Regions from separate parts of the Homo sapiens genome. Here regions 2 and 3 are each linked to region 1. A link is a loop called in an ENCODE intact Hi-C map of the cell type or tissue named here. Cell type or tissue: Calu3. All regions are shown on one strand.

Region 1 (2,500 bases):
CCCCGAGGGCCGGACTTGTAAGGCAGAAACTGCACTTAGGAAGCAGAGAGTAGTCGAATGCTGCAACTCCCCGGGGGAGAGTGGGCGTTGGAATTCAAGAAGCGTGTTTCCTCCACAGTGCACATCTAGCAGAGGGTCTCACACATAGTAGGTGCTCAATAAAAATGATGACGGCAAAAATGAAGGGCAAGCTTGAGGGAGAGCAGACAGGCAAAGGAAGAACAAAGAAAGCACAGGAACAAAAAAACACCAACGCAAAATGGAGAAACTCCCAGAATACGTTTTTTAGGGTGGTTTTGGAGCTTTGTTTTAGCTGGGTCAGGTTAGGTCTGTTGCAGCCGCTAGGCCCCTGTTGGTCACCAGTAGCCCAGGGATGACAATAGCTGCCTAACAGCTGGGTTGGGACAATCACAGAGGATAAAGCCATCACAAAATCTGGACAACGGCACGTGGCTCACAACTAGGGCCCTACCTTACTGCTCTCACTTTCGCTGAGCTCAGAACTGGGGGTCAAATGACTACCCCCTGGTTCTCAGGCAGGAAAGGGAGCAAACTTCTCCCTTGCCTCCCTGGCCTAGCCCTTGCTGTGCTGGTGGTGTGGGCTGGGAAGTACCCCTGGATCTTGTAATATGCCCCCTCCCCCATGCTGCCGGCAGGGCTGGGTAGGGAGGACAGACAGACAACACAAATGAAAAGGAACCCCCAACTCCTGGGGCATGCTTTCCTGCCCTTCCCTCCCGCAGGCTGATTCCGTTTTTTGAATAATGAAGATGCGCGCTTTGAGCCAGCCTTTGAGACAGAACACAGCAGTGGAAAAACATTGGCTTCCGAGTTTGGCAGAGCTGGGGTTAAGACTATGCCATATTTCCTTGCCGCGAGACCTTAAACCACTCATTTTATCTATGATTTAGTTTCCTCATCTGTAAAGTGGGTAGTAAATACTAGAAACAAAGCATACAAAGCACTGAGCACCTGGTAGACTGTCAGTAAACTGCAACTCCTGTCGGAGGCACGGGTAGAGAAACATCCATCTCATCCTTTGGAAGACGTGAGGATGCAGCTCCCTGACGCTGTCGAGGCCTGTTTCGCCGTGGTCATTTGGAGTTTGGAGGAGGGTGTGGGTTGTGAGTGGGGAGGGATCACTGTTCTCTCCTTGTGCTTTTGAATAAACAGTTCCCTCTGATCTTAGCTGCCCTTGCTCCCCGGGAGCACAATTTCAAAGGATTTCTCCATCGAGCAAAAGCAAACCTCAATCATCTTTGTGCACAAAACACCCACCCAGGCTATTTGTCTCCGTCCTGAGCGCTTGGCATGGGGCCCAAGAGGAGCCTTCAGAAGGGAGTGCTTAGCAAAGAATGCTGGCATTCAGATGCAGTTGACTGTCCGCTGTCGGACAGCCCCACCCTCTGTACTGTGCCTGGGGATCTTGGCAGCCCAAGTTAACCACAAGACAAGTTTTATCATCTGTTAAACCTGTCGTTCGGAAAAAAAAAATGACTTCAATAAAATATTTCAACAATTATAGTCCATTTTAATTAGGTGTGTACCACATAATTATAGATTTAAAAAACGTATAGGGTTTCAAAACCCAACACCATGGTCATATGGAGTTAGCTTTTGTCCCCTTCGGAATTTCTAGCCAGATTCTCCACCTGAGGAGACGCTGCATACCTGGCTGAGACAGCTCCCCCCTCCACAACTTGGCCCAATTACCTCCTTTTTACCATTCTTTCCGTTTCCATCTGGAATCTCAGAGTCCTGTAGGCAGCCACTGATAAGCCCACAGGAGGGGGACTGGATGGCAGGTGGCCCCTGAAAGCCTGCAGAGTCAACATTAGGATAGAGGGAGGCCAGGTGATGGGGGCAGTGTGAGAAGGGCCCTGGATGTGGAGTCTGGAGGTCTGGATCCTCTTTCTGGCCCCATCAGCAGCTTGCTAGGCGATCTTGGGCACGTTGTATTCTCTCTCTGGGCGTTAGTGTCTTATCTTTAAAAGGGAAGAATTAGACCATAATTTTTCAAAATTTTGATTTTTGTAACTTTTTGTGTGCAGAATTTCAGTTTGCAAATGAAATTTGGAAAGCCCAATATGTAAACAGTTAAAAATGGAGGTACTTAGGTCAAGTAGGATACAGCCCCAAACTTTCTCTAGTGATCCCTGCAGCCCCTTAAAAGTTTGAAAATGGCCGGGCGCAGTGGCTCACCCCTCTAATCCCAGCACTTTGGGAGGCCGAGGTGGGCGGATCATGAGGTCAGGAGTTCGAGACCAGCCTGGCCAAGGGGCATGGTGAAACCCCGTCTTTACTAAAAACACAAAAATTAGCCAGGCGTGGTGACGGGTGCCTCTAATCCCAGCTACTCGGGAGGCTGAGGCAGGAGAATTGCTTGAACCCAGGAGGCGGAGGTTGCAGTGAGCCTAGATCACGCCAGGGCACTCCAGCCTGGGTGACAGACCGAGACTCTGACTCAAAAAAAAAAAAAAAAAAAAAGAGAGTTTGAAAA
Region 2 (2,500 bases), 360 kb before region 1:
TGTTTTGAAGGCAGCGGTGCTCACAATTATCTTAACTCCCCAGGGTAGAGTATATCTCCAGTGGTCCACATGTCTTTCAGAATTGGGCCTCCGATAAATTTCATAAGACATAGCCCTCTTTTTTTTTTTTTGGTTAGTTGGTGGGGGGGGGGTGAAGTTCCTCTCCCTTCTGCACAGAAGGGAACCCCATATCATTAGAAGTGTGATATAAGTCAGCTGCTCTGATTCAATGGGAGAATAAAAACGTGTTCACCAAAGGTGTTATGCCAGGCTGATTTTATTCATTTGTAATTCACACCTGAGAGAAAACAGCCGTGAGCATATTTTAACAGCCCCTAATATTTTTAAAGGGTCTTTTTTCCCTACCTGAATGATATGATGTACATATGCATATTTCTTTTCTTTTCTTTTCTTTTCTTTTTTTTTGATGGGGAGGTTGCTATCTGCCTGTGCTTGGCCTTGGCGATTTTTTGTCTGGCCTTTGAAATATTTCATAACAGAAAACTAGGCATTTCTGAAGTGCTGGGGTGAATGCAGTTGCTTTTGTGAAGCCGGCCTTAGAGACATCGAGGCTGGGTTAGCTGGTTGGGTGTGTTGTGTCAGTGACCAGTGTGGAGGGCTAAGTGGGTCCTACTCAACCCAAGGGAAGCCCAACTTTGGGTGCATTTGAGAATAATTAGAATTGTGTCTCAGGTGAGACGGAAGCACAGAAAACAGTCGTTTACAGATACCAGTTTCTAGCGCCTTCTCAGAATGGAGTTCTTGGCACTGTCTTATAGCTTAGAACACGGCTTGCACCAGCCTTCACTTATCCCCTTTTCATCTCCTATCTCGATTGCTTTGCATTCTCTGTTGCTTGTTGTGATAAAATACTTTCCAAAATAAACTTTCAGTTGAATTGGCTTTTGGTTGATGGCAAGCTGAAACGCCGAGCCGCGCCTAGCGCCACTTGGCAGCTAGGGGGAGCTCGGTGCCCGTGTCATGGCTTGGCGCCTCCGCTACAATGGGCTAGGAACGGGCTTCCATCAGCAGCGGCGGCAGTTTACGTTGCTGCAAAATACCTTAAGTGTGAAGTTGTAATATTGATTTTCCAGCAGAGATTCGTGCAGGACAAAATGAGAATATAAGTTTGAGAAATCTATTTTCAAGCTATCGCCATTGATTTACAAGCCCTCACTTGGCAGATGGGGGCATTTTCTTTTTCTTTGATTTTCTTTCTTTCTTTTTTAACAATTAAAATTGTGAGTTTTGAATGGGTGTGTTTTCCCTGATTCGTCCGTGGTCTTGACGTTCTGAAAATTCTGCTGCGTTATTAAGGCGCTGGTGATCGGGCTGGGGAGGTCTGGGGAAGGCGTACTGCTCATTTCTGTCTTGCATGTCACAGACCCAGGGAACAGTCGAGAGTTGCTGCTTTTGGGAGTCGTGTACCTAAAACAGCTTGATGAATGGAAATCCTTTTAGCTCAAATTTTATGACACTTGGATTCTCAATTCCATTTATTAGGTAATGTTCCCACTGAACTAAGGGAAATAGCACCGTTCCCCAAAGATTTAAAATGCCGACTCAAATAACATGTAAAACTTTGTTTGGAAAGAGTATGTGATTGCTAGAGCCAGTCTTGATCACATCTTTCACCCCAAACAGTTGTCCTTTATGGATGGCTTTTAATGAGAGGATTTCTCCCCTAAACATGTAATCTAGTGATGGGGAATATATGTGCTTTTGATCATAGGATTTCTAGATTTATAATGTCTTCTTTCCCAAGTTGAAGAAATCTGCAGACTGCACCCTGAGTCTTATGCTAGAGTTCAATATATGAGCAGAAGAGGTTACCCTGCGACAGGAAAGAGTGCTTTATTCTAACCTGAAAGAGAAATAAATTAGGTCAGACAAAAGCCTAGCGCTGTCGTCAGCTGGAGAAAGAGCCTTCACTCTCCAGTACACAGGGCCAGCAATTTATCTGATGATTTCTCTACTTCATTTAATGTTTGAATCGAGCCAGTTGTAAGCATGTAGTGGCAGCGAGCTCACTGGACCACTCAGAGATGAAGAGGCACGGTGACCTCGAAGTCTTGGGCCGGACGGTGGTCTCTGAGCTGCAGAAAACCGTTAAAAATCAGTTTAGCAATCTCCAATCCTTTGCCTTAGAACTCAGGGGAGTTTCACAAGCTGTAACTAAACACAGATCATAGATAAGACAATGCAGGAAAAAATATATGGGGGAGGGAATGGGAGGGGGTCAGGTTCTTGTCCGTTGGAGACTCTCCTTCATCTCCCATGGCTTAAGGATGGACCTTCTGGCTGCCTGGTTAGGCCTCACCTTTAGCTGAAACTCTCCAAAGACTTTGGCCTCGAGGTTAATGTTGGCTTCACATCTGGGGAGGACAAGGAGAAAGTAAATGGTCTTTGGGGACTGTACCCTGCACCACATGGTTGAGTTATTGATACCGGCTGAGCATCTTTCTCTGAAGACGGTGTTAGCTGTAGATACACTTTTGTA
Region 3 (2,500 bases), 68 kb before region 1:
TCTTCTTTTCTACCTTTCTTTTGGATTGAATATTCTTTTTTTTTTTGAGACAGAGTCTCGCTCTGTCGCCCAGGCTGGAGTGCAGTGGTGCAATCTCAGCTCACTGCAACCTCTGTCTGCCGGGTTCACGCCATTCTCCTGCTTCAGCCTCCTGAGTAGCTGGGACTACAGGCACCCGCTACTACGCCTGGCTAATTTTTTGTATTGTTAATAGAGATGCGGTTTCACCGCGTTAGCCAGGATGGTCTTGATCTCCTGACCTCGTGATCCACCTGCGTCGGCCTCCCAAAGTCCTGGGATTACAGGCATGAGCCACCGCGCCCAGCCTGGATTGAGTATTTTTTTAATGATCCATGTTGTCTCATTTGCTTTATTAGCTTAGTAGTGAAACTTTTTGTTCAGTTATTTTAATAGTTGCTTTAGGGTTAATATGCACTTTAGTTTATCATGGTCAACCTTCAAGTGTTATTATATCACTTCACATATGGTATAAGTTGCTTATAACACTATATTTCTATTTTTCCTTTCCTGGCCTTTGCACTATTGTGGCCATACATTTTACTTCTACATACATTATAAACGCCATAATACATTGTTGTTATTTTTCTTTAAGCAGTCAATTGTCTTTTAAAGAGTTTCAGATAATAAGAAAAGTGCCTGTATATTTACCCACATGGTTATCACGTCTGGTGCTCTCCATTCCTTTGTGTAGATCCAGGTTTTCATCTGCTATCATTTTCCTTCTGCATGAAGGATTTTCTTTAACATTTCTTGTAGCACAGGTCTGCTGGTGATGAATTCTTTTAGCTTTTATACGTCTGAAAAAAGGCTTTATTTTGCCTCTACTCACTGAAGGACAGTCTCAAAGTCTCAACAAATCTACCAACAATTCCCTTTTTCTTTTTTACTGCCCCTCAAGGCTCTAAGAGGATTGTGCAAAAAAAATGGTAGGATTTAGAATTATTTCTTTTGTGCAGAATATTTTACAAGGGCATAGAGGAATCTGCATGTGTCTGAGCATCCACTGAGGCAGGAGCCAGTGTGGCTGATTCTCCATTCTGACAGCAGGAGTCATAATTAGAAAACAAAAGGACAGTGTGTGGGAGAGGGTAATTTGTCACTAATAAGATTGACATGGCCAGGGGAGGAGAAGAGTATTTTTTTTCTTAACTATCTCCTCACTGAGACAAATTTTTTTGTGGTGATAAATTTTTTGCCACCAGAAAATGAATATCTTTTGTGCCTCAGTGACAAAGTTTTAGGTTTCCATGTAGCATCAAAGTCATGTCTATCTTTCATGCTGTGTAGAAGGAACTAGATTTGCAGAAATTGTGAGAGATTTCTGTCCTCTTGGCTTATGGTACCTGTGGCTGGTTTCACAGATCACCTTTTCCTTGTCCTCCAAGGCAACACCTCCCTGGTTCAGTTGACATTCTGAGTCATTCTGTCTTGTTAATTTGGTTGGCTGTGTGAAACTAGACAAACAACCTTCATGCTTTCAGATCAATATTTTCCCCCTATGGTGCATATTGCTTATTTGAACAATCCTGGTACTGACACTTAAGCCCAACTGATTTCGTAAGGTGATAGAACTTAGAGGGAAGGGCCACAAAAACCAAAAACAATCAAAGCCTGGGTCATGGAAAAATCTTCAGAGTCTGGTTGTCTCAAGGTCAAGGCCTGGCTGGCTCATCTGAACCACTCTCCTTTCTAGGCCTCAGTCTCTCAGCTGTGCAAATGGATTAATGACTTCCTTTCCAACTCTAATTTCAAATCGATGCACCATTCCAGATTCCATGCATTCTCTCCCTTGCATAATCTCACATTGGATATTTTGCATGTGTCGAGCGTGTTGCAAATTCCATTCCTATGCTTTCTCGTAATAAAAACAGGTATTTTGTTTAATGTTCAAAATTATTTTTTCTATTACAGAAATAGCCATGTGAATGATAGAAAATTAAGAAAATACAGATTTGCAAAAAGAAGAAAATATCTGTACAAAAATCATACTGTCCAGAAATGACCACTATTTTAAATTTTTGCTTATATATCTGATATGATTTGGATCTTTGTCCCTGTCCAAATCTCATGTTGAATTGTAATCCCCGATGTTGGAGGTGGGGCCTGGTAGGAGGTGATTGGATCATGGGAGCAGAGTTCTCATGATGGGTTATAACCATCCCCTCCATGCTGTCCTTGTGATAGTGAGTGGGTGAGTTATTGTGAGTTCTGGTTGTTTAGAAGTGTGTAGTCATGCCAGCCTTGTATCCCAGGAAGGCTGTGAGGTGGACCGGCTTGGACGGGTCATCCTTAGGGAAGCTCTTCACCTTCCCACGATGCCTGCTGCTGCGCTTCCGAGGCAGGAAGCCGAGGGACCCATGTCTGGGAGCGGAGAACTTTCTGTGAGACATCACGCCATCAAATTCTCTGTGGCACGCGCTGGGCAGAAAGGCTACCATCACCGCACTGAGATCAACAAGAAGATCTATAAGATTGGCCA

The links. Hi-C counts contacts between places; a loop is a spot of excess contacts. Peaks named below come from ENCODE experiments on the same cell type or tissue, not always from the same donor. Only the 100,000 strongest peaks of a DNase experiment are listed, where the experiment ranks them.
Region 2: a loop joins it to region 1, with 3 times the contacts of the local background. A loop is called at or near these places in 4 of 110 quality-filtered maps.
Region 3: a loop joins it to region 1, with 2.0 times the contacts of the local background. A loop is called at or near these places in 2 of 110 quality-filtered maps.

Annotation. Positions count from the first base shown.
Region 1 is chr14:98,905,517-98,908,016 of GRCh38, reverse strand. No RefSeq gene overlaps it. Among named protein-coding and RNA genes, the nearest start is that of LINC02914, 200 kb to the right of the region's middle. In Calu3, no CTCF peak of the experiment used is centred here; a DNase peak (open chromatin) is centred at 1,336.
Region 2 is chr14:99,265,197-99,267,696 of GRCh38, reverse strand. The region is part of intron 1 of BCL11B (BCL11 transcription factor B); the gene reads left to right. Among named protein-coding and RNA genes, the nearest start is that of BCL11B, 5.8 kb to the left of the region's middle. In Calu3, a CTCF peak has its summit at 972; a DNase peak (open chromatin) is centred at 976.
Region 3 is chr14:98,973,225-98,975,724 of GRCh38, reverse strand. It overlaps the pseudogene RPL3P4. Among named protein-coding and RNA genes, the nearest start is that of LINC02914, 260 kb to the right of the region's middle. In Calu3, no CTCF peak of the experiment used is centred here; a DNase peak (open chromatin) is centred at 1,424.